Linked DNA regions of Mus musculus: region 1 is linked to region 2. The links are chromatin contacts, found by Hi-C in ENCODE. All regions are on one chromosome and are shown on one strand. The core of a region is the stretch at or near the end of the contact, and the rest is flanking DNA. Distances in the headings are between cores, read along the strand shown. Region 1 overlaps Cmss1 (cms small ribosomal subunit 1). Region 2 has its middle 12 kb from the start of Gm30444.

Evidence for each region. A loop is a pair of places that touch in the nucleus more often than their neighbours do.
Region 1: a map of T-helper 1 cell shows a loop between it and region 2 (508-fold over the local background). The contact joins two enhancer-like sites. A Hi-C loop is called at or near these places in 4 of 37 maps with a recorded cell type or tissue (T-helper 1 cell, T-helper 17 cell and regulatory T cell).

What each region holds. Positions count from the first base shown.
Region 1 is chr16:57,391,782-57,394,481 of GRCm38, forward strand. All of the region lies in intron 1 of Cmss1 (cms small ribosomal subunit 1), which reads right to left. The region is part of intron 1 of Filip1l (filamin A interacting protein 1-like); the gene reads left to right. Among named protein-coding and RNA genes, the nearest start is that of Filip1l, 40 kb to the left of the region's middle. Within about 2 kb of position 1,435, at least 1 of the 3 ENCODE cell types and tissues checked has a DNase peak (open chromatin) inside an H3K27ac peak, as active enhancers do.
Region 2 is chr16:9,008,182-9,010,881 of GRCm38, forward strand. No RefSeq gene overlaps it. Among named protein-coding and RNA genes, the nearest start is that of Gm30444, 12 kb to the left of the region's middle. Within about 2 kb of position 1,334, at least 1 of the 3 ENCODE cell types and tissues checked has a DNase peak (open chromatin) inside an H3K27ac peak, as active enhancers do.

The DNA of each region.
Region 1 (2,700 bases), core at 185-2,684, about 48 Mb after region 2:
AAATTGCCTCTACCCATAAGTGCCACTACCCTTTGAGCCGGTCTTAAATTGCAATTAAATGCAAAATAACTAGCAGAACACAGAAGACCCAGTGCCATTCAGTACTCAAACATATCTCTTTAACCTTTCTCTCCCAGACTTATTGTTTCAACAACTTGAGAATAGCTGGCCAGAGTTCTTAAAGATGTCAACTCTTTTATATTCCTATTCCCTACAATTGTTGGACAACTTTAAAACATTTTGTTGCCGTTTAGTTTCTTTGATTCATAACAAACTCTAATGTCTGTCTTCTTTAGCATTTAACTATCAGCATTAACTATAAAGCATCCAAAGAAAGAGAGACTTTTAAAAGGAAGACCTGAATACAATCCCCAGGACTAGAAAGAAAACGTCTGGGTCTGTGGGGACTGCTCAGCCAGAAAAGCTCACACTGCATGAGCAAGGGGACCCGAGAGTTGTGGGTGGAGGTGGACATGGTGGCCCCCTCTGCAATCCTGGCAATGGGCAGAGGGGAGACCAAGACAGGTGGATCCTCGAAGCTCCCTGGATAGCCAGTCTAGTGTCAGGTTCAGTGAGAGACCCTGTCTCAAAAGACAAGGTGTGGTGCAGTGATCACAGAAAATATTCAACACGGACCTCTTGTCCCAATACGTATGTATATGTGTGGATGGGTGACACACACACACACACACACACACACACACACACACACACACACACACACAGGTTTACTGAGAGTCTGCTATTTGTTAAGTAAACCATGGTTCATTAATGTTGCCTCTTTTAGCAAAAACTGGCTAGGGAGTGCTTCAGGCTGTCCACTTCTGGTTTCAATGGTTTCTATCAACTAATATCCCTGTTGGGGAATCTGGGCTTGTCCCCAAGGCAAACTAAACAAAGAGAAACCAATAAAAACCAACGAAATAAATCATGAAAGATACAGAGGCTATAAACAAAGCTTTATAAGTAGTCACTTTAGAAAAGAAAAATAAAATTATTTGGCATACAAATCGAGATTAAAAAAATAAAAACTAAGCTTCAAAAATGCATATATATATATATTTCTAGGTAAAGTTTGTACTTGTTTTAGGGGAAAAAGGTTTTGGTTCTGTTTTTTAAGCAAGTTGCCGAGCATACTGGCTATGGAACAACTTTGTAAAAAGGATTTCTGGACTGTGATAAGAGATTTTGAGCAAATACTGAAAGGAAGATATATAGATGCATTTAGGTTACATATTAGAGTGGAAAAATTCTTCTGGAAAACAGATTTTAAAGGATATTTAATGCAGAAAGAAGACGGCCCCAATTTTTACTGAAGTCACAGCTCTGAGATCTTGTCATCCCGAGTGCGGTGTGGAAGCTCTGAAGCCACACCTTTGCAGTCTGGTGCAGCCCTGGGAAAGCTGCACAGGGCTCCCGTCTGCCTGCAGGGCTCACAGGGGCTTTCAGATTTAGAGCGCCGCTGCCGCTGCCACTGCTGGGAAACCAGCTCTGAGTCTCTAAGGACCACAGCATATCAGCTGCTTTGGAGGTTACACATCTATAAACAGGATCTGCCTCATAGTTTCCAGTTATGGAGGGGTGGGGGGTTGGGGGGGAAAGCCTGTCCAAACCTTTCACTGTAGTTAACTGTGGAAGACGATCTGCTTTAATACATGCAAGACCGAAAAGGCGGAAGGAGCACCAGTGTGCAAACTGTCGCCCAGGACGGAAACAGGAAAGCCATTACGTCCTCCATGTGTGAGAACACTGGTGTGTAATCGAGGTGGAGAAAGCTAGTTAATGAATGCTGGACTCTAGGGTTTTAATAGGAAAAGGACACAAGCTTAAAAGAGTAGGAAGGTTCTTAATAAAGTCCTCTCTTGCCAAGATCCACACAGGGAACTTCTATGGGAAGTCCTGCAGACCGCCATAGATCCTGCTCTGTGCTGGGATGCGAGCCCTGGCTGCCACAGTAGCAACAACACGAGCTGGGTACTTAGTAGCACTGAAACTCTCTGGCTTTTGAGAAAGGCTGACTGAACACACAGAATGAAGGTACTCATAGAATTCCCACTGGCCAGAGTTCCTTATTCAGCGTTCAGTTGAAAATCTGAAGGAAAAAGACTTCCAGATTTCTTGGTCTTAAACTAAGCCTACCAGTGCCTCTCTCCCCTTTCTGTCCAAATCTTCTAATTTACCACAATTGTACTTAAATGTACACATTGGCTTCATTTGGTCCCAATCCAGCAAATGTTAACGGTCACATAATGGATGGTGAGTGGTTCAGCTTCTGTGGTCGCTGTACCAAAGTAGTCACAGATCGTAGGCTGTTCTACTCTTGACCTACATCCCAAGCTTCTTTTATTTTCTATTTAAAATTTTGTAAGTTATATATTTGTGTGTGTGTGTGTGTGTGTGAGTGTGTGCATTCCACAGAAGGTGTGTGGAGATCAGAGATGACCTGTTCTCTCCATTTAGTTATGTGGGCTCAGGTAGCAAACTCAGATCAGCAGGCTTGGTGGTGAGCGCCTTTACCTGCTGAGCCTAGTTTTGATTTTGAGACTCTCAAAGTGTCTCTCACAGTTAGTTGGCCAAAAGGCCTTGATGTCTTCCTGCTTGGTCTCCTGAATAGTTTGGATTACAGGCCTGCAACTCCAGGCCCAACAGTTCTCTTTTATTCTATGGAAGGGTTCTTCTTGATTAATTAATTAATTAATT
Region 2 (2,700 bases), core at 84-2,583:
CCATACTTACTCTCTCAAAGTCACCTACTCCATCAATTCTGCCTGGCTACTTTTCAAATCCTAATTGTGTTCTGTATCTTGCCCAATGTTTGGCACTTCTAACAATTAGCATAAAGGTCTGACATATAGTAGGTGGTCATCTGCTCCTACATTAGCATAGACCTATAGTGTGCCAGGTGTTGTGAAGGGCACTGGGCACGCTGTGGTGTTAAGCATCTACCTTCGGGAGTGTTTAATATACTGTCTCCCTGGTGTGACAGGAGATGAGATACAGACACAGCTCCAGAGAGTCACTTCTCAGGTCTGTGAAATGCTGTTCCCTGGAAAACAGCTCCAGGAAAGTAGGCTCAGGCAGTGCGGAGCACCTGTGCAGACAACAAGGTCTAGTCCTCGGCTCATAGCAAACAACAATCACAGGACATATTGGGCCTTGTCGGGTGTGTGTGTGTGTGTCCAGAGTCTGTCTTCTGGAATGAGTAGGAGAGTGTGGAAGTCTAAGATGATCCTCAAGCGAAGACATGGAGCTACTAAGTCAGGGGCCTTCATAATTCTCCTTGAATGCTCACAACTTTGTGATGTAGGCTCTGGGGTTCATACACCCATTTTACAGACCCAGAGAGATCGACTTGTCTGCGGTGGCCAGTGAGCTGGCAGCAGGGTACATGTGATGCCTGGACGCCCATCTCTGTTTTTATTTTTTCCCCTTTCTCTGATCTTCCTGCCTCTGCTTCCTTTTCAGCATGCTGGGATGGCAGGCTGTGTGCCGTCCACCCAGTTATTGTGAGAACCCGGCCTAGTGCAAGCCCAGCACAGTCTACCAACTGCTCTGCCTCCCTAGTCCTGGACTTTTCAACTCGCAATGGGTGCTTTGGGTTGTAGGTTCAGAGCACAGACTGGAGGTGATATCACAGCTCTGAGTTGCCGGCCTTTTGACGCTAGCCAAGTCACTTTTCCAAGTCTTGATTTCCTTATATCCATAATTCTAAGCCTTCTTGTGAGGTAGCAGTGTGACGGCCCAAGTAGAAAAGATTCTAAGAGAACATGGTAAAGCTCTCAGAACACACAGCGGCTGCTGCCTCAGAAAAAAAAAAAATCCCAAAGTTCTTTTCTTTTTGTAGAAGCTGAAAGCCAAAGGGTGGATGATCTCACCTCCTTCCCCGGAAGGAAGATGCAGAACTTCCTGGGAACCGCACATCCCTCCTTCCTCCTCCGAGTCCAAATTTCAAGAAATGCAGCTAAAATTGGCCCTCAAACAGCTTTTGCAGAGCACGCCGCAGCTTTTTTTGGGCCTAGAGAGCCAGTTTCCATGATGAAAGTGGCACAGAAGGAGAGACCCAGCTAAAAACAGCCACCGCCCAGGCTGGTGTTAACAGGATGCAGCCTACCCTAAGATCTGGCAGTTCATACGCCCAGGCTTCCGCAGCTGATTTGCGCATCGCCACTAGGTGGTAGCATCGCGACATGAGGCGCGGGAGCACACTCCAGGACCCCAATGACCGAGAACCCTGTGAGTGAGAACATTAACCTGCCTTGGAATTCGCCACTTCATTGTCTTGCTTTTATTTTGGGGCATGCATTTGCATTACAGGAGCTCCACCGAAGAGTACTTCTTTTAGGGGATTGGGACCCAAAGAGGTCTTGGGCATCCTGGCTGCAAACACCAGACACCCTGAATCACCTAACCCAGCAGGTTTCACCATGCCAACCTGGCTTCTTTTTGAACATTCCAAGCAGAGGCGTCAGAGTCTAGAGGGAGAAGGTACGCATTTGGAGTAAAAGCCAGCTGTCTCCTTTTCTGGGTGCAGGCAGTGTGGCTGCGGTGTCTCAAGGCCACTGAGGCATTATAACCTAGACCCTGAGCAGGATATGAAGGGACTGTTTTCAGAACAAAGAGGACTCACTGCTGTTTCTACAAGTATGTGTGAGGCACATGCATTTGTTAAATGCACTTGCCTGGGCCTGCAGAGTATGGGAGGCCAGAGATGACATTGGGTTGTTATCCTCAATTGCTTCTCCTTTTTATTATTTTGAGACAGGGTCTCCCATTGAATCTAGAGCTCATCTGTGGCTACACTGGTTAGCCAGGGAGCCCTGTAGTGCTGGGGCGATTTACTTTCTTCTCCGGGAGGCTGGGGCTCCTAACTCAGCTGAGAACTTACTTAACCAAGCTTGAGGGCTCACACAGCCGGTGTTTCATCCACTGAGGCATCTCCCCAGCCTCTATTGTCTATTGTCTATTACAGTTCAGTTTCTCTCTGGTCCAGTGTATAGTAGATGCTCAACAAACACACATCACGTTTTCTCATCTAAAATGCTTGGGACTAGAAGTGCTTTGGACTAGGATGTTGGAATACATGCACAGATACAGTGGGGTGTCTTGGGAAAGGGCCCTGAGTCTGAACCCTGCATTCAGGTATGTTCTGTATGTATCTTTTATGCATAGCCAGAGGTCAGTTTTATAAACTTTTCCATGCACCTGTGTTTTGACTGCAGCTGTCATGCAAGGTCACATGTGGAATTTCCCACTCGTGGTCTAATTTGCTCAGTTTTGGATTTTGGATTTTTGGATTATGGATATTTATTATCTTAGTTTGGGGACCACAGAGGAAGGTGGACAGGGTGGGCCAACACTGTGGACACCAGGAGTTTTCCTTTAAGAAATGTAAATTCTAGTCCCTGTCTGGCCACCACCCGAGGCAG